2 separate regions of the Homo sapiens genome follow, and region 2 is linked to region 1. Evidence: read pairs that join two places in POLR2A ChIA-PET (ENCODE). Cell type or tissue: PC-3. All regions are shown on one strand. Links, peaks and the distances in the headings refer to the core of each region. The heading gives the core; the rest is flanking DNA.

The links. Peaks named below come from ENCODE experiments on the same cell type or tissue, not always from the same donor. Only the 100,000 strongest peaks of a DNase experiment are listed, where the experiment ranks them.
Region 2: POLR2A ChIA-PET joins it to region 1 with 16 read pairs; 13 of 35 experiments call an interaction of 5 or more read pairs at or near these places.

What each region holds. Positions count from the first base shown.
Region 1 is chr14:31,194,009-31,204,527 of GRCh38, forward strand. All of the region lies in intron 2 of HECTD1 (HECT domain E3 ubiquitin protein ligase 1), which reads right to left. Among named protein-coding and RNA genes, the nearest start is that of HECTD1, 8.5 kb to the right of the region's middle. In PC-3, for the core only: no CTCF peak of the experiment used is centred there; a DNase peak (open chromatin) is centred at 6,273; H3K27ac peaks cover 1,258 bases.
Region 2 is chr14:31,322,000-31,332,518 of GRCh38, forward strand. HEATR5A (HEAT repeat containing 5A) reads right to left here. Exons shown (of 36, transcript NM_015473.4): 23 at 4,164-4,343; 24 at 1,566-1,805. Among named protein-coding and RNA genes, the nearest start is that of HEATR5A, 93 kb to the right of the region's middle. In PC-3, for the core only: CTCF peaks have their summits at 4,307 and 4,507; a DNase peak (open chromatin) is centred at 4,302.

The sequences.
Region 1 (10,519 bases), core at 5,278-7,777:
TTTAGGTCATAATCACCAAAACATCCATGAAAAGGAATATTACTTAGCAACTAAAGAGAATGAACTATTGACACAATAGCAACACAGATGAATCTCAAATGCGATATGCTAAGTGAAAGAAATCAGACTCAAAAAACTACGTATTGTATATATGATTCCATTTACATGACATTCTAGAAAAGTCAAAACTATATCAACAGAAAACAGGCCACCAAGTGCCAGGCATTGGGATGGGGAAAGGGTTTGAGTTCAAAGGGACAGCACTAGATGATGTTTCAAAGTGATGGAAATGTTCTGCATTTCAATTATAGTGGTGGTTACATGACTCATAGCAATGTACAATAATAAAAAGCTAACTTCCCCGTATGTAATTTAAACAAATTTAAGAAAAAGTTAACTATCATTCATAGAATAATCACAGCCCTCCCTGAATAATGCTAAAATGATACTTCTAGGCACAAAATTTTATATATAATTACAGTTGCTCAAAATTTTAAGCTTGCCAAGTATTTACCTCTTACATTACAGGTAGAAATTCTTCTTTTTTATTATCTTAACGTGAGTACTATATTATTAATATAATACCAATAGATTAGGAAGCCTATTTAGGAAACTTTAGGATCAATCAGTCTATACAGAACTCCTGTCAGAGTAGTCAACCACACAAGTGAGATTATGAAGAATCTTCAGATGACTCCAAATTAGGCACTGGTTTCCAAAATGCTACCTGTAAAGACATCAGAATCTTTCCCTGATGGAAGCAATAAAAAAAGGTTACATGAGGTTCCAAAGAGAAAGAATTTCCCTGGGAACTGTAATATTTTCTGTATTATAACTACCATATGCTTTTTTCACTTGAACTTGGGCCAAGATTTCAGAAGATTGGCAAAGACATGAAAGAATATAACTGTTTTTAAAAAAAATAAAGGGCATTATCTGTAGTAGAGATATTTTATAAAATAGTCTGTAAATCAGGCACTTCATTTTAAAAAAATGAAATATTTTAACTGAAAAACCTGAACACATCTGGTTTCTTAAAGACAATAAATAACGCAACATCTTTTGATCCATTTCATATTCCATTTTTGCCTCTGCTCCCAGCCTTGACTTTCTTGGTATTGCTGAGCTAAAAATAACTCCTGGTACAGCAGCTGAAAATTGTGGTTTTCCCTTGCAAAGAAAAAGGGGGTAAAGTCCAATTATAAGATGTAAGTTTGCTTTTCTCCAATTAAAATACACATACAAATTTGACTGCAATTCATTCAACACATCTATTGAATGCCTTTCTACACCAAGTGCTATGCTAAGTGTTGGGGGTGGGACACAAAGATGAGTAAGAAAGAGTTCACTGACTCTGAAGAATTCAATCTAATGATACAGTCAAGAACTATGCAAAGTACACTTACAAAGCGTTATAAAACACAATGTCATACCCATAAATAAAAATGATAAAAATCTATCTCTGATAAATTTTCCTTGTATTTTTCCTGTTGAAACTATTAAGAGTGGTTTTTAACTTTTTTTTTTTTTGAGACAAGGTCTCACTCTGTAGCCCAGGCTGCAGCACAGTGGTGCAATTTCGGCTCACTGCAACCTCCGCCTCCCAGGGTCAAGCAATTCTCCTGCCTCAGACTCCCAAGTAGCTGAGATTACAGGCGCATGCCACCAGACCTCTGCTAATTTTTGTATTTTTAGTAGAGATGGGGTTTCACCATATTGGCCAGACTGGTCTCAAACTCGCGACATCAGGTGATCCACCCGCCCTGGCCTCCCATAGTGCTGGGATTACAGGCATGAGCCACCAGTGGAGCCTGGCCTCTACATTTTTTTAGCTGACAGAAACTCTGGTAATCGTCACAAAAGCTCCCTGAATTTAATCACCTATGGACCCCCTGGAGTCCCAGGTAAACCCTCACAGACAGTGTTTCTCATTCCAGCACTTCTCTCTGCTGTCCACTGAAAAGAAGCACATACACAGTTGCTGTCTGTTTACAGGAATTCATTTAACTTTTTTTTTTTTTTTGAGACGGAGTCTCACTCTGTCTCCCAGGCTGGAGTGTGGTAGTGCAATCTGGGCTCACTGCAACCTACACCTCCCGAGTTCAAGCGATTCTCGTGCCTCAGCCTCCTGAGAAGCTGGGATTACAGGAATGTGCCACCACACCCTGCTAATTTTTCTATTTTTAGTAGGGAGGGGGTTTCTTCGCCATGTTGGCCAGGTTGGACTTGTACTCCGGAATTTAAGTCATCCACCTGACTCAGCCTCCCAAAGTATCGGGATTACAAGCATGAGCCACCGTGTTCAGCTCATTTATTTAACTCTTGAGGATTATACATATTTGATATATCAATGAACATTCCTTCTCCAGTAAAGGGTCAGGGCTGATCAACAAAAGTAATTCATTTCCCTATTACTCTGCCATTGGGTAGAAGAAAACAGGTCAATATAGAAAAGGCAGGTACAGGTCGGGCGCAGTGGCTCACACCTGTAATCCCAGCACTTTGGGAGGCCGAGGCGGGAGGATCACGAGGTCAGGAGTTCGAGACCAGCCTGGCCTATATGGTGAAACCCTGTCTCTACTAAAAAATACAAAAATTGGCTGGGCATGGTGGTGTGCGCCTGTAGTCCCAGCTACTCAGAAGGCTAAGGCAGAAGCATTGCTTGAACCCGGGAGGCAGAGGTTACAGTGAGCCGAGATTGCGCCACTGCACTCCAGCCTACACGACAGAGCAAGACTCCGTCTCAAAACAAAAAAAAAAAAAAGAAAGAAAAGGCAGGTATATTAATGGTAGAAAGTAAGGAAAGTACTTATTGATACTGTATCTGCTAAAAAAAAAAACAAAAAAGAATACAATACTCTTCCTCCTGCATACTAACAACAAGTTTCTCAACTCCACAAATACCTTCCATGGGCATTTTAGGCATTAGGTGGAAAACAGGTCCAATATAAGCAATCTCTTCAATTCACTCCTTCAGTATCTGGATATTAGCTATTTGTGTGCCAGGCACTATGCTTAGCAATGGGAAAACAAAGACGAGCTCGTAGTCCAGTGGAGAACTGAAAGTATAGTAAAGTGGAAGTAGTGTATACATGTGAGAATATGCAGGAGGGGTCTTTGAAGACATTTAAATTTGATCCTGTAGGTGAAGAACCCAACAGATTCTGTAAAAGGGAGTAGCACAGGCAAATCAATTTTTAAGACTATAACTCAGGGCCAGGCACCGTGGCTGGTCTCGAACTCCTGACCTCAACTGATCCACCCACCTCGGCCTCCCAAAGTGCTGGGACTGCAGATAGGCATGAGCCACCACGCCCAGTCCCAGCCCTTAACTTTTTACCATCAAACCCAAAACATGTGCATCTAACGTCTCTATCTTCTCTGTTACAACGGCAGTACACAACTTCTTTCTGCCTAAAACCAATCTCTCCACCAGTGGATCAGGGTTTTGCTACTCAAGGTGGGATTTTCTGACCAACAGTTTCTGCATAATCTAGGACCATATTAGAAATGCAGAATATCAAGCTTCATATAAGACCAACTGAATCAGAATATGCATTTTAACATGATCCCCAGGTGACTCTCATTATGCACATTAAAATTTAAGAAGCACTGCTTCTATACAAAAGCCAATTCTCTCCCAGTTTTTCAGAATCCTTACCCTAGGGATTATTCACTCTCTTTCTTATCTCTTTGACCTTTAAAAGAAAAAACCCCACACTCCTTTTCCAATTCAATTCTTCAAAAAAGTTTCCACATGTCCTCCATTTCATGTTCCACTCACTCCTCAACCCATTCAGATCTGCCCCTCACCACCACTCCACTCAGCTCTCATTAAGATCAATGACCTTGAGAATGTTGCTAAATCTAAAGGACATCTTTTCATCTAACCCCTACTTGACCTCTCACTAGTATTCAAAACAATTGCCCTTTCTCTTCTTGAATCACTTTCTTTCCTGTGTTGACATGCGCACTAATGATGCAAAAGCAATAGTGGATAAAACTGCAGGTGCTTTAACATGAATCAAGGCAGTAGCCCTAACCTGTACTAGATAACTGTATTCTTCACTGCCAAGCACTGGTATTAAGAAAAAAGCCAGTTTCACTAAAGAATAAACTAGATGAAGCAAAATTATTAAATTTACTAAATCTCAACCCCTGAAGATACATCTTTTCAATATTCTACTTAAAGGAAATGGGAATTAATTATAAAGCACTGCATACGGAAGAATAATGGCAAAGTACATACTTGAGGACTGAACTAGCCACTTTTTTCTTGCAACACCATTTTTACTTGAAGGACTATCAGACAAACTGATCATTCAGACTTGGCTATCTGGCAAACATTTTTTCAAAATTTAATCACGTATGCCTTTCATTTCAAGGAAAACGATCAACTGTATTTGTTGCCAATCATAACACTCAACTTTACAAGCAAAAATGACATTTTTGGAAAACTTGTATTTGACACCATGAGCTTGAAAGCTTCTGAATATTTAAAAACTTGTCTGATGAGAGTGGTAGTCATATTGACAAATAAGACTTTTTGGCACTGTGGAATGAGATATGTCCACATTTGGAAAATCTGTGTAACTCAGTGGACTGATATTTTCCACATGACCAATGCATAATTTTTGCAAAAGTAAACATGGGTAAAACAGTCACTCAAAGTATAAGACAGACCATCAGATTTTAATGTAACAGAGTGAGTATAAGTTCACTGATATGATATCAGAATCCACATTATAACTAATCCTGGTAGGGTGCAGTGGCTCATGCCTGTAATCCAGTACTTTGGGAGGCCAAGGCAGGTGCATCACTTGAGGTAAGGAGTTCGAGGCCAGCCTGACCAACATAAAATACTAAAAATAAAAAAAATTATTCCAGTGTGGTTGTCTGCGCCTGTAGTCCCAGCTACTCAGGAGGCTAAGGCGGGAGAACTGCTTGAATCTAGGAGGTGGAGGTTGCAGTGAGCCAAGATCGCACCACTACACTCCAACCTGGGTGCGAGAATCTGCCTCGAAGAAAAAAAAAAAAAAAAAAACAGAATCCACATTATAACTAATCCTTAAGAAACTATCACTTGTTGAATTTTGACATGTTATCAAAGAAGCATATCCATGATTACGTTAAAAAATATAATATTCTTCTTCCCTTTCCCAAATACATCTGTGGATGATTTTTTCATATATTTCAATCAAAATAACATAATGCAACAAACTGAATGCAGAAGCAGATATGAGAATCCAGCTATCTTCCATTAAGGCAGACTTTAAGGAGATTTGCAAAAATGTAAATTAATGCCTCTATTCTCCCAAAATGTTTTCTTTTAAAAAAGTTATTTTTCACAAAAAAATTTTAACATGTAAGGGGTTTATTATTATAATTTTTTTTTTTTTTTTTGAGACAGAGTCTTGCTCTGTCGCCCAGGCTGGAGTGCAGTGGGGCGATCTCGGCTCACTGCAAGCTCCGCCTCCTGGGTTCTGACCTGAGGTCAGGAGTTCAAGATCAGCCTGGCCAACATGGTGAAACTCCGTCTCTACTAAAACTACAAAAATTAGCTGGACACGGTGGCGCACACCTGTAATCCCAGCTACTAGGGAGGCTGATGCTGGAGAATCACTTGAACCCAGGAGGCAGAGGTTGCAGTGAGCCAAGATTGTGCCACTGCACTCCAGCCTGGGTGACAGAGCAAGACTCCATCTCAAAAAAAAAAAAAAAAAAAAAAAAACAACTTCCCAGTTTCATTCTGAATATGGCAAATAGCAGTAAGCATACTAACATAAACAAAAGTTCTTCAGGATCCACAATAATTTTTAAGAGCTTAAGGAAGTCCTGAGACCATAGAGTTTAAGCATCACTGCCCTAGATCTCAATCACATCCCATGGCCACAATTAACCTCCACAGGTGCTTGACTCTAAAATTTTTCTCTAATCCAGGCTTCACCTCCAATTTCCATTTATACAACTGCTTACTTAATATCTCCACTGAGATGTCTCAAAAGTACCTCATACTCAACATATCCAAACCCAAACTCATGATCTCAATCTCTCAAACATGGTCCTCTTTCCAGTGTTCTCTCTCAGTGAGTGGCATCATCATCCATTGTAACCTGAGTCATCCACGACACTTCCTTCTCCCTCTCTCATATTTAATCATTCGACAAATCCTGACTATCTTGCCTTCCAAATCTCTCTCAAATATATTCAACTTTCTACTTTTATCACAAAACCCTCTATCTCTCTGGATCATAGCCTCCTATCAAGTCTACAAGCATTTGTTTGTTTTGTTCCCACTTCCTATCTCTCCTTACTCATCCTTCCTAGCTCTAGGAAAAACCACTTCCCCTTTCTTGGCCAGGCACGGTGGCTCACGCCTGTAATCCCAGCACTCTGGAAGGCCAAGGCGGGAGGATCACTTAAGCTCAGGAGTTCTAGATCAGCCTGGGGAACCTAGTGAGACCTTGTCTCCATCTAATTTAAAAAAAAAAAAAAAAAAAAAAGGTCACACCTGTAATCCCAGCACTTTGGGAGGCCAAGGCGGGCGGATCACTTGAGGTCAGGAATTCGAGACCAGCCTGGCCAACATAGTGAAACCCGATCTCTACTTAAAAATACAAAAAGTAGCCAGGCATGGTGGCGTGTGCATGTAATTCCAGTTACTGGGGCGGCTGAGGCAGGAGAATCACTTGAACCTGGGAGGTGGAGGTTGCAGTGAGCTCAGATCACGCTATTACACTCCAGCATGGGTGACAGAGCAAGACTCTTGTCTTGAAAAAAAAAAAAAGAAAAACCACTTCCCCAAAGACCACTCTGCCCATCCCCACCTCTCCAGGTCTTGTCCCTGCTTCATGCTGTCACAGTACCCTGAGCTTTTCCTTCATGACATTTAACACAGTTTGTAACCACATTTTTTCCCCACAATTATCTGTTTTCCCTATTAGACTATTAGGCACATAAGGTGCTGTATTTGTTTTGGTCATCACCATATCTTTCCAAGACCTAACATAAAGTAGACAATTTAAAGTTAAAAAACTTGTTCCTGTACAGGTATTTTTTTACCTTTTAGTGTAAACATATCAAAAAAGATTTTTTTACCACTGTGTTCAATAACTTTGGAATCCAGACTCAAAACAATGTTCCTTGGATATCTCTTGAAGGATACACTAGGAAATGATTAACAGTGGTTTCCTCTGGGAAGAGGAACCAAGTAACCAGGAGACAGGAAAGGGAAGACAACGGACTTTTTACTGTATATCCTTTTGTGCCCTCAAAATTAAGTGACATCATTATTTTTTAAATAAAGCCTACTAGCACCTAAAAGCATCTTCTGAGATGCTCAATTTCCAGAGGACATAACTTTCAAATTATATTCAGATTTAGTAGCAAGATCTAGAAATGCCCATAATACATATTTATAACATTAATACATATGATGATCACCTATTTTGATGTGAATACAAAATGCTCATTAGCTAATAACTCATATTACTATTACTTACTTTTTTTTTTTTTTTTGGAGGCACGGTCTCACTCTGTCACCGAGGCTGGAGTGCAATGGCACAATCTTGGTTCACTGCAACCTCCGGCTCCCAGGTTCAAGAGATTCTCCTGCCTCAGCCTCCCAAGTAGCTGGGATTACAGGCACATGCCACAGTGCTCAGCTAAATTTTGTATTTTTAGTTGAGATGGGGTTTCACCATGTTTGCCAGGCTGGTCTTGAACTCCTGACCTCAAGTGATCTGCCCACTTCAGCCTCCCAAAGTGCTGGGATTACAGGCATGAGCCACCGCACCCGGCCATGTTTACATTACTACATTTTAGAACTCGATACATCAGGTAAAAGCAAAAACGAATCTTGAACGTGTTTTACTTTCTGGAGCATTACCTTGATAAGTTCAGGCATTAATAAGAAGCACTGACACATCATAGAAGAAGTTATATTCGTTGAACTTCAGAAAGACACTGTCAAAATGGGTACAAACAGTGGAGAGCCGGCCGGGCGCGGTGGCTCACGCCTGTAATTCCGGCACTTTGGGAGGCTGAGATGGGTGGATCACAAGGTCAGGAGATTGAGACCATCCTGGCTAACACAGTGAAACCTCGTTTCTACTAAAAATACAAAAATTAGCTGGGCATGGCTAAAATAGCACTGCGCTCCAGCCTGGGTGACAGAGCGAGACTCTGCCTCAAAAAAAAAAAAAAAAAAAAGTGGAGAGCCATGTACAATACTAAGTTAAAGGAAAAAGAAATCCTTGACTATTATCCCATTTATTTTCAGAAAAATCCTGCAAGGATGAGGAAACAGACTTCAAAGGCTATCACACAACTATTCAGTGGAAAAGGCAGGTATCTGAACCCAAGTCTATCCCATTGCAGAGGCCACTGTTTCTACCACACCACCTGCCTTTCCTGACTAAACAGATGTGAAACTATTAAGACAAGCTAATTAAGCAAACATATTATCAGGACATACAGGCATGTTTTGGTTTATTAGACAGAACTAAGTCCTATTTGCTACTACTTTATGAAATCAAGGTAGTATGAAAGATTTTTACCAATATTCAAAATATGCACATCATCTTGCTTTTTTTGCCTGCTGGGAGTTGATTGTTTAAAAGAATTTTAAAAGACCTTTCCAAATCAATCACTTTATTCATGGAATAAAGTGCTAAAATAAAATTCAAAATTAGATATTTATTAATGATGGCATCAGTGGGTAGCCCACTTTACTCAAAACACTTAACATACATTCTCTCCTTTAATCCTCACAAGAAGGCCCACTGGAAAAAAGACTACTGGCTGGGCATGGTGGCTCACACCTGTAACCCCAGCACTTTGGGAGGCTAAGGCAGGTGGATCAGGAGATCAAGAGATGGAGACCATCCTGGTCAACATGGTGAAACCCCATCTCTACTAAAAATACAAAAATTAGCCAGGTATGGTGGCACGCACCTGTTGTCCCAGCTACTCGGGAGGCTGAAGCAGGAGAATCACTTGAACCTGGGAGGCGGAGGTTGCAGTGAACCAAGATCGCACCACTGCACTCCAGCCTGGGCAACAGAGCAAGACTTCATATGAAAAAACAGAAAAGAAAAAAAGACTACTGCCATTTTACAGGGGAAGAAAGTAAGGCTCTCAGAGGCTAATGAACACAACAGACCAAGAATCTGAACCCAAGTCTCTGATGCCACAGCCCATTCTTTCCATCTCACTATGCCTCCCTCACTAGTTTCAAGAAGGAACCAGGACAATTTTCCCTTGTAACAACAAGAAAATCTGGCTATAGAATGAAAAGCAAACTAATGTTTAAAAACAAAACAGTCACAAAATTAAACCAAATGTCTAGTTTTTGGAGGTTACTGGTACACTACCCCAAACACGGCTAACCCCTTCAACTTGAAATACTCTTGTATCTTCATATAGTAAATCATATCTGACTTAACTTTAGGTTCATTTCCTTAAAATTACATTATAAAGCCAGGTGTGGTGGCACAGCCTATAGTCCCAGCTACTGAAGAGGCCGAGGCAGGAGAATCGCTTGAACCCAGGAGCTCGAGGCCAGACTGGGCAACATAGTGAGGCCCCAGTCTCTTAAAAATTACATCATACTATATATGAATAAAGCCTAGAAAGGAAAATGGAAAAAATAACAGCTGTTATGTTAGGATGGAAGGATTTTACATAGAGATAAATTTTATGTTTTAAAAATTTCATTTAAATTGTTTTAACATGGCAACACTTTTTTTTTTTATTATACTTTAAGTTTTAGGGTACATGTGCTCAACGTGCAGGTTTGTTACATATGTATACATGTGCCATATTGGTGTGCTGCACCCATTAACTTGTCATTTACATTAGGTATATCTCCTAATGCTATCCCTCCCCCCTCCCCCTACCCCACAACAGCCCCCGGTGTGTGATGTTCCCCTTCCTGTGTCCAAGTGTTCTCATTGTTCAATTCCCACCTATGAGTGAGAACATGCATTTGGTGTTTTGTCCTTGCGATAGCTTGCTGAGAATGATGGTTTCCAGCTCCATCCATGTCCCTACAAAGGACATGAACTCATCATTTTTTATGGCTGCATAGTATTCCATGGTGTATATGTGCCACGTTTGCTTAATCCAGTCTATCATCGATCGACATTTGGGTTGGTTCCAAGTCTTTGCTATTGTGAATAGTGACACAATAAACATACGTGTGCATGTGTCTTTATAGCAGCATGATTATTATAATCCTTTGGGTATATACCCAGTAATGGGATTGCTGGGTCAAACGGTATTTCTAGTTCTAGATCCTTGAGGAATCGCCACACTGTTTTCCACAATGGTTGAACTAGTTTACAGTCAGTCCCACCAACAGTGTAAAAGTGTTCCTATTTCTCCACATCCTCTCCAGCACCTGTTGTTTCCTGACTTTTTAATGATCGGGCAACACTTTTTTAAATGTCATAACAAATACTTCTACTACATATTAGTACTAAACAGAAGCTACGAAATGACAATTGACTTGACTGAC
Region 2 (10,519 bases), core at 2,833-5,332, 130 kb after region 1:
AGGAGACTTTGGGCTTTGACTAATTAAGCAGAAATTTATTTTCTTTATGTCAGGTTGAAGCTAAGACATAATGTTCCTTTAAAAAAAAGTTTTATGCGGCTCTTTCTATGAACGACAATATCTTATTTTTACATATACTGCCAAACATACAAATGGTGGGAGTATAAAAAACATTTCTAGTCGTAGAAATGATAAATGGTAATTCCTTTCATTCCTACAACACATTGTTTGGTATAACATATCTCCTGTGGAGAGATATAAGAAAATCATTTAACAGAAGAAATCACGTCTTAGTAAATGCCAACTACAACTTTAACTGAGAGCACAGGAATCAGTTAAGTATCTACAGTATGTAAATTTTGTAACTGTAAAGTATCTAGCAAAGTGCTCATCACAAGAGACTCAATAAATGCATACTTAAAAATAATTAAACCAGAGATACCTAATTCATACTCAGACTGGCAACAGCAACATTTTGCTTTGTAATTCTTTTGTCTGGTAAAGAATACTTCTAAGGAATTTAGAAATATGCACTGTGGACAGGTGTGGTGGCTAATGCCTGTAATCCCAGCACTTTGGGAGGCTGAGGTGGGAGAGTCACTTAAGCCCAGAAGTTTGAGACAGCCTGGGCAACATAATAAGATCTCACTTCTACAGAAAAATTAAAAAATTAGATGGGGATGGTGGTATATGCCTGTTGTCCCAGCTACTCGGGAGGCTGGGGTGGGAGGATTGCTTGAGCCTGGAAGGTTGAGGTTACAGTGAGCTGTGATCATGCCACTGCACTCCAGCCTGGGTGACAGAGTGAAATGCTGTCTAAAAAAAAAAAAAAAAAAACACAAATATGTATTGTGTCTTTGAACATATGAGCTTAAGTGAATTTAAAAAATCAGACATCAAACCATAAAGGCAAACATAAATAGGTAAAAATAATACAGTTAAACAGTAAGAGGTGGTCAAAATGGTCTTACAATCAGGTTTACTTAACACTGAGAAAGGCTCAAATGTTTTTTAGTTAATATCTATGATACTAAAATAATCTGTAAGCAAAAACTGGCCCAAGTTACAAACCAGGAAATAATTTTTGAGAACTAGTAAATGTTCATACTATTTCCCAAGAACCAATTATTTTCTATAAACTTAATGCATTGCACCTGCTCATTAAAGTGAATGCCAATATAAGAAGCTTAACCATTAAAAATGTATTTAAACATGAAGTGATGTGAACACGGCTCACTGCAAGCTCAAACTCCTGGGCTCAAGTGATATTCCTGCCTCAGCCTCCCCAGTAGCTGGAACTATAGGTGCATGCCACCATGCCTTGCTAATTAAAAAAATTTTTTTAATAGAGACAATGTTTCATTGTTGCCCAGGCTGGTTTCAAACTCCTGGGCTCAAGTGATCCTCCTGCCTCAGCCTCCCAAAGTGTTAGGATTACAGGTATGAGCCACTGTGTCTGGCTAGTTTCATTTTAAAAAAATATTTTAATATTTTAAATATTAAAACCATAAGCAGACAGCATTTTTACACATATCATTTGGTGTTTTCATCACTATGTCACTTACTTCTTGAATCTCTTTTTTTCATTTCTTGTGCTAAAGCAATGTCAAAATGTGCACTGTTAGCATTCTCACATTGGTTAATTATCCTACAGACACATTCAGCAGCAAAGACTCTAGTAGCCCATCGGGGATTGGTAAAAGGATGGGATTTTTCATCACGTCTGGTGGTCAGGACTGAGGCATCATCCCCTTTATCTCCTTCTTCTTCTTGCATTGTATCCACACAAGTTACAGCTGTAAAATCTTTTATTAAAGGAGAACATATGTAATTATAATCAACTGAAAGATATATATATATATATCAAAAGGAACAAAAAAATGACTTCAAATTCAGACTAGAATTGCTCAACTATCAATTGCTACTGATCAATCATCTTTTTAATAACATCAAATAATTAGGTCTAATAACTACATACAACTAAACAGCTGTCTAAAGGAGATGCTGTTAAGAACTGTTCCAGGTCAAAATGACCAAGCTGTTAAATTATACTCAAAGTAAAAAACAAACACAATAAAAAATATTTAAAAAAACAAACAAACACAATAGTAGATACTGAAATAATTATCAATCCCCTGCAAGTAGATGGATGTACTTAAGGAGACTCAAAATTCTCGGGTGTGGGTGGGATACATTGGGAAGGCTGTTTTAACACTGGAGCCTTGCATGGATTTCAGGAGGTTCCTGAATCTACTGAAATTGTCTGAAAATATTTTTCTTAGGATAGACTCATTGCTACCATTACAGTATCAAAGGTGTAATGATAGCTGGTCACTGAGTAGTGAATTATCTCCTCTACTTATTAACTGTTACACTTACAAACTGTTTAACAACTGAAAATGGAACTAATGCTATGAAACAAACCAAACTGCTTTTCTTATATTATCCCGTATGTCAATATTTTTTTGCACGTTAGAATACCAAACATGTCACAAATAAAGTTATGGTCAAGTTAACAGAGCCTGGAAGGTGTTTTCCTGAGAAGGTATGGAGCCAAACCTCAGAAGATGAAGAATTAATGGCAAGATAAAATTGAGCAAGCTCAGGGAGTATGAATGCAAAATTTAAAAAAGATAATTGAGACACCAGGAAAATGTAATCAGTCTATGCACACATGTATTTTCTTTTTTTTTTTTTTTTTGAGACAAGATCTTGCTCTGTTACACAATCATGGCTCACTGCAGCCTCGAACACCTGGGCTCAGGCGACATTTTCTTTTAAAGAAGTCCTTGCAATTTCTTGAGTAGTGGGGAACAGAAGAGAAAATTAGAAAAATAAAATATGTAAAGCGTAATAGTTGAAACAGCCAGTGTAAACCATTGGAAGAGGGACCAATAAGAATCAAGATAGTCAGAGCAGAGAATACAAAACATTCCAGGAATTTGGTGTTAACTTTTCTCCTATCACACAATTCAGACATGAGAGCTACATTAAATTCTAAGGCTTGGGCAACTGAGTTGGGAGCACTGAAGTACAGTGGAAGGCTTGTGGATTTTAAAAGTTGTGTAGGCGTAGGACTGAATCTGTCTATGTCTTCAGGCAGGTTACCTCTCCAAGCCTATTTTCTCTTCTATAAAACAGAATAAAATTGTCTATGCATAGAATGGGTTAAAGGCTTAAATCAGATAAATTATATACAGTTCTTGGAAAATAACTGGTTTTTCTCTTCTCTCTTCCTCTCATTTATTTTCTCTCTTACTCCAAGGATACAAATTTTAAAGATTTGAATATACTTTCTCATGAACAATTATCTTGTATTACTAAAGACATTAGGGTAATAACAGTTTTCTAATACTACTTGAAATTAACATTATTGTATGTAGTGAAACTGGCTTGCTCAAAATGTCATAACTTTGTATAACTTTCTCTTATGGTGACTAAGTAATTTCATACGGTGCGAGGGGTGGGGTGGGTATGTATGAACATATGTATGTATGTATGTATGTATGTATGTATGTATGTATGTAGAGACAGGGTTTCACTCTGTTGCCCAGGCTGGAGTGCAGTGGTGTGATCTTGGCTCACTGCAACCTCTGCCTCTCGGGCTCAAGCAATCCTCCCATCTTAGCTTCCCGAGCAGCTGGGACTACAGGTGTGAGCCACCAGGCCCAGCTAATTAAAAAAAAAATTTTTTTTTGTAGAGATGGTGTTTTGCCACGTTGCCCAGGCTGGTCTCAAACTCCTGGACTTGAGCAATCTGCCTGCCTCAGCCTCCCAAAGTGCTGGGATTATAGGGGTAAGCCACCACACCTGGTCTCAAATATTTGTTGTATGTATGAAAAGAAATGATGGGAACAATATACATCAAGTCACACCTTTTAGGGCATAAACAATAACTTTACTTTTTAATTTGTTTTATATAGGAAAGTCATCTAAGACAGCCAAAGGGAAAAAGAGCAGGCTTAAGTATTGGATTTATATTGTTCAAATTACAGAGAATTCTAAAACACTAGAAATACAATCTTCATTTGAAGAAAAGCAACAATCAGACAGTCAGAATCCAGCTAGTTAGACAAGACTGATGAATTCTCAGTGGTAAACAATTTTATGTAAAGTTTCAAATTTCAATTTTATTATTTTAACTGATAATGTCCAATACTTACCAGCTGATGCAGCAAGTACATCTTTACAAAGCTTTAACCACAGGGAGAGTTTTTCCACTGCCATAGATGTAAGCATATAATTTAAAGTCTCTTTGATATCATGGCATAATCTCTCATCTGTCTCCTTGTCTAGTAAGATCAACAATGCCCCCTCAAGGCCAACTTCTCTGATGTTAGCATCTGACAAGAAGAAAATCAATTATCTAAGTAATACAGAAAACAAAACTACCATATCAGAAGCTCACACATTCAGTAGTTATTCAAATAGTAGATAAAAATACATCTTAAAGAACTAGCCCAAATACTGTGCTTTAATCTACTGAGATCCATTTTAGTTCACACTTGAATTTTGGGATTTATGATCCTATATAGCAGTATTTTATGTAATGTCACTGAAAAAAAGTATTCATATGTTATTATTAATATGTTTTCTTAATCAGGTAAAAAGTTTTACCCAATTAGTGTCCAATACTTACAAAATTTTTTTTTCTTTATTCGAGACAGAATTTCACTCTTGTTGCCCAGGCTAGAGTGCAATGGCACGATCTTGGCTCACTGCAACCTCCGCCTCCCAGGTTCAAGCAATTCTCCTGCCTCAGCCTCCCTAGTAGCTAGAATTACAGGCACCCGCCACCACGCCCAGCTAATTTTTTTTTATTTTTAGTAGAGATGGGGTTTCACTACGTTGCCCAGGCTGGTCTCAAATTCCTGACCTGAGGCGATCCACCCATCTCAGCCTCCCAAAGTGCTGAGATTACAGGTGTGAGCCACTGAACCCAGCTCAATACTTACAAATTTTATTCAGTGCTTAATTTTTTTTTTTTCCTTTTGAGACAGAGTCTCACTCTGTCACCCAAGATGGAGTGAAGTGGTGCAATCTCGGCTCACTGCAACCTCTGCCTCCCGGGTTGAATTGGTTCTCCTGCCTCAGTCTCCTAAGTAGCTGGGACTACAGGTGCCTGCCACCATGTCTGGCTAATTTTTGTATTTTTAGTAGAGACGGGGTTTCACCATGTTGGTCAGGCTGGTCTTGAACTCCTGACCTCAAGTGATCCACCCACCTTAACCTCCCAAAGTGCTGGGATTATAGGCGTTGAGCCACAGTGCCCAGCCTCCAGTGGCACTTTTTTTTTTTTTTTTTTTTTTTTTGAGACCGAGTCTTGCTCTGTTGCCCAGGCTGGAGTGCAGTGGCATAATCTTGGCTCACTGCAACCTCCGCCTCCTGAGTTCAAGCAATTCTCCTGTCTCAGCCTGCTGAGTAGCTGGGACTAGAGGCGACCACCACCACGCCCTGCTAATTTTTGTATTTTTAGTAGAGACGGGTTTCAACAGTGGCCAGGCTGGTCCCGAACTCCTGACCTTAGGTGATCCACATGCCTAGGCCTCCCAAAGTGCTAGGATTATAGGCATGAGCCACCACGCCTGGCCCAGTATAATTATTTTCTAGTTTTAAAAAAACATAATTAAGTTTTCCTTATTCTGGTATAAAGCTTTAAAATATATTAACGTGAGAGTAAAGCTCAAACAGAAAACAAACACTATATGGAGAACACTGTTTAATTACTACAACTAAGCTATTGTGGACTACTGAATAAACATATATCACTATACAATATTCTCACTACAAAGTAATACCTCAAAGGGGAAATACTAGCCTTGATCTAGCATCTACTATTACCTTTAATTCTGAAAATGCCAAAAGGACAAATACATTTTCTCTTGAAGAGTTAACTCATCTAGCATTTATGAAAGCATGTAGATTTGAAAGGTTATATTATTAGTAGACTATTCTATTTATTTATTGTTTTGGAGACAGAGTCTCGCTCTGTCGCCCAGGTTGGAGTACAGTGGCACAATCTCACTGCAATCTCTGCCTCCTGAGTTCAAGCGATTCTCCTGCCTCAGCCTCTCCAGTAGCTGGGATTACAGGCATGTGCTACCATGCCCAGCTAATTTTTTTTTTTATTACCTTGTAGAGACGAGGTTTCACCATGTTGGCCAGGCTGGTCTCGAACTCCTGACCTCAGATCCACCCGCCTCAGCCTCCCAAAGTGTTGGGATTGTAGGAGTTAGCCACTGTGCCTGGCCTTTGTGGGTGTTTTGTTTTGTTGGTACTAGACTATTTTAAAAGAGAAATTATCTTTTAAATATTAGAAGGAGGTGATAGAAATGTTTCAGATTAGGGATCTAACAAGATATAATAGCTAAGGTAATGTGAGTCATGACTGGATCTTAGATTTAGGTGGCAGTGAGGGGAGAGGAATCATAAAGGACATTTTTTGGATGACTAGGGAAATGTGTGTGAGGGCTGCAAATCAATATTGATTTTCTTAGGTGTGTGATCATGTATGGGTATGTCCTTTGCATTAGTCCATTTTCATACTGCTATAAAGACATACCCAAGACTGGGTAATTTATTTAAAAAAGAGGTTTCAGTCCAGGCACAGTGGCTCACGCCCATAATCCCAGCACTTTGGGAGGCTGAGGCAGGTGGATCACCTGAGGTCAGGAGTTTGAGACTAGCCTGGCCAACATGGTGAAACCCCATCTCACTAAAAATACAAAAAATTAGCCAGGCATGGTGGCAGGTGCCTGTAATCCTAGCTACTTGGGCAGCTGAGGCAGGAGAATCGCTTGAACCCAGGAGGCGGAGCTTGCAGTAGGCCAAGGTTGCACCATTGCACTCCAGCCTGGGAGACGGAGTGAGACTCTGTCTTGAAAGAAAAGGAAAAAAAAAAAAAAGAGGTTTCATTGACTCACAGTTCCACATGATTGGGGAAGCCTCAGGAAACATACAATCATGGTGGAAGGGGAAGACGCATGTCTTACATGGCAGCAAGCAAAAGAGAGCATGTGAAGGAGGCAAAGGGGGAAGAGCCCCTTATAAAACCATCAGATCTTGTGAGAACTCACTATCACGAGAACAGCATGGGGGAAACTGTCCCCATGATCCATTTACCTCCCACCAGGTACCTCCTTCAACAACTGGGGATTCTAATTGAAAATGAGACTTGGGTGGTGACACAAAGCCAAGCCATATCATTCCACCCCTGGCCCCTCCCAAGTCTTATGTCCACATTTCAAAACCAATCATGCCTTCCCAACAGTCTCCCAAAGTCTTAATTCATTTCAGCATTAACTCAAAAGTCCATAGTCCAAAGTCTCATCTGAGACAAGGCCTATGAGCCTGTAAAATCAAAAGCAAGTTAGTTACTTCCTAGATACAATGGGGGTACAGGCATTGGGTAAATACTCTTGTCCCAAATGGGAGAAATTGGGCTGCAGTCCCCACGCAAGTCCAAAATCCAGTGGGGCAGTCATAAAATCTGAAAGCTCCGAAGTGATCTCCTTTGATTCCATGTCTCATATCCAGGGAACACTGATGCAAGAGGTGGGCTCCTACAGCCTTGGGCAGCTCCACCCTGTGGCTTTGCAGGGTATAGCCCCCTGCCCCACCTACTTTCACAGCTGGCGTTGAGTATATGTGGCTTTTTCAGGCGCACAGTGTAAGCTGTCAGTGGATCTACCACTCTGGGGTCTAGAGACCCTCTTCTTTTCTTATTTTTTTGAGATGGAGTCTCGCTCTGTCATCCAGTCTAGAGTGCAATGGCATGGTCTCGGCTCACCGCAACCTCCACCTCCTAGGTTCATGTGATTCTCCTGCCTCAGCCTCCTGAGTAGCTGGGATTACAGGCATGCACCACCATGCCTGGCTAATTTTTCTATTTTTAGTAGAGATGGGGTTTCACCATGTTGCCCAAGCTGGTCTTGAACTCCTGACCTCGTGATCCACCCGCCTTGGCCTCCCAAAGTGCTGGGATTATGGGCGTGAGCCATCATGCCCGGCCTTGACAGTGGTCCTCTTCTTACAGCTCCACTAGGCAGTGCCTCAGTGGGGACTCTGTGTGGGGGCTCTGACCCTTCATTTTCCCTTTGCACTGCCCTAGCAGAGGTTCTCCATGAGGGCTTCACCCCTGCAGCAGACTTCTGCCTGGACATCTGGGCATTTCCATGCATCCTCAGAAATCTAGGTGGAAGTTCCCAAACCTCAGTTCTTGAATTCTGTGCACCAGCAGGCCCAACACCATGTAGAAGCTGCCAAGGTTTGGGGCTTGCACTCTCTGAAGCAATGGCCTGAGCTGTACCTTGGTCCCTTTTAGCCATGGCTGGAACAGCTGGAACACAAGGCAACAATTCCCAAGGCTGCACAGAGCACGGGGACCCTGGGTCTGACCCATAAAACCATTTTTCCCTCCTAGGCCTCTGGGAGGGGCTGTTGTTGAGGTCTTTGACATGCCCTGGAGACATTTTCTTCATTGTCTTGGCAAAAAGATTAACATTCGAGGCCAGCGCCGGTAGCTCACACCTGTAATCCCAGCACTTTGGGAGGCCGAGGTGGGTGGATCACGAGGTCAAAAGATCGAGACCATCCTGGCTAACAAGTAGTGAAACCCTGTCTCTACTAAAAAATACAACAAATTAACTGGGTGTGGTGGCAGGTGCCTGTAGTCCCAGCTATTCGGGAGGCTGAGGCAGGAGAATAGCATGAACCCAGGAGGCAGAGCTTGCAGTGAGCCAAGATTGCGCCACTGTGCTCCAGCCTGGGCGACAGAGTGAGACTCTGTCTCAAAAAAAGAAAGATTAACATTTGACTCCTTGTTACTTGTGAAAATTTCTGCAGTGCGCTTGAATTTCTCCCCAGAAAATGGGGTTTTCTTTTCTATCACATCCTCAGGCTGCAAATTTTCCAAACTTTTATATGCTCTGCTTCCCTCACCTTTTTTTTTTTTTTTTTTTGAGACAGAGTCTCACTTTGTCGCCCAGGCTGGAGTGCAGTGGCGCAACCTCAACTCACTGCAGCCTCTGCCTCCTGGGTTCAAACGATTCTCCTGCCTCAGCCTCCCCAGTAGCTGGGGTTACAGGTGCCACCACCACGCATGGCTAAGTTTTGTATTTTTAGTAGAGATGGGTTTTCATCATTTGACCAGGCTGGTCTCAAACTCCTGACCTCAGGTGATCCACCCACCTCAGCCCCTCAAAGTGCTGGGACTACAGGCATGAGCCACCGCACCCAGCCTCTGATTCCCTTTTAAACATAAATTCCAATTTCAGATAATCTCTCTCAAGTTCAAAGTTTCACAGATCTCTAGGGCAGGAGCAAAACGCTGCCAGTCTCTTTGCTTAAGCATAGCAAGAGTGACCTTTACTACAATTCCTAGAAGTTCCTCAACTCAATCTAAGACCATCTCACCTTGGGCTTCATTGTCCACATTATTATCAGCATTTTGGTCAAAGCCATTCAACAAGTCTCTAGAAGTTCCAGACTTTGCCACATCTTCCTGTCTTCTTCTGAGCCCTCCAAACCATTCCAACCACTGCCTATTACCCAATTCTAAAGCTGCTTCCAAATTTTTGGGTATCTTTATAGCAGTGCCCCACTCCTGGTACCAATTTACTGTATTAGTCTGTTTTCACACTGCTATAAAGAGATACCTGGGACTGGGTAATTTATAAAGGAAAGAGGTTTAATTGACTCACAATTCTGCATTGTTAGGGAGGCCTCAGGAAACTTACAATCATGGTGGAAGGGGAAGAGGCACGTTTTACATGGCAGCAGGTGAGAGTGTGTGTGAAGGAACTGAAGGGGCAAGAGCCCCTTATGAAACCATCAGATCTCATGAGAACGCACTCACTATCATGAGACCACCATGTGGAAAACCGCTCCCATGATCCAATCACCCCCAACTAGGTCCCTCCCTCAACACCTGGGGATTGTAATTCAAGATGAGATTTGGATTGGGACACAAAGCCAAACCATATCCTTCTTCTTGGGAAATGCAAACTTAAGTATTTAGGGTGAACTGTCATGATGTCTGGGGCCTGCTTTAAGATGATTTGGCAAAAGGTTTACGTGTGTATATGGAGGGAGATGTCGATAAAATAAGTGTCATAAAGACATTAAGTAGATGAATCAACATGTTCACTGCATAATTCTTTTGGGTTCAAAAAATTATAATATCTGTTATGATGATCTGTGATCAGTGATCTTTGATTGGTGATCTTTGATGTTACTATTTTAATAGTTTTGGAGTGCCACAAACTATGCCCACGCAAAACAGCAAATTTATTCAATAAATGTTGAGTGTGTTCTGACTGCTCCAAGCCATTTCTCTTTCTCTCCTGGCCATTCCCCATCTCTTTTATTCTAATCAGTCCTCTCTATTTTCTGAGACACAACAGTATCAAAATTAGGCCAATGAATAACACCGCAATGGCCTTGCAGTGTTCATGTGAAAGGAAGAGTCACACGTCCTTCACTTTAAATCAAGAGCTGGAAATGATTTAAGCTTAGTGAG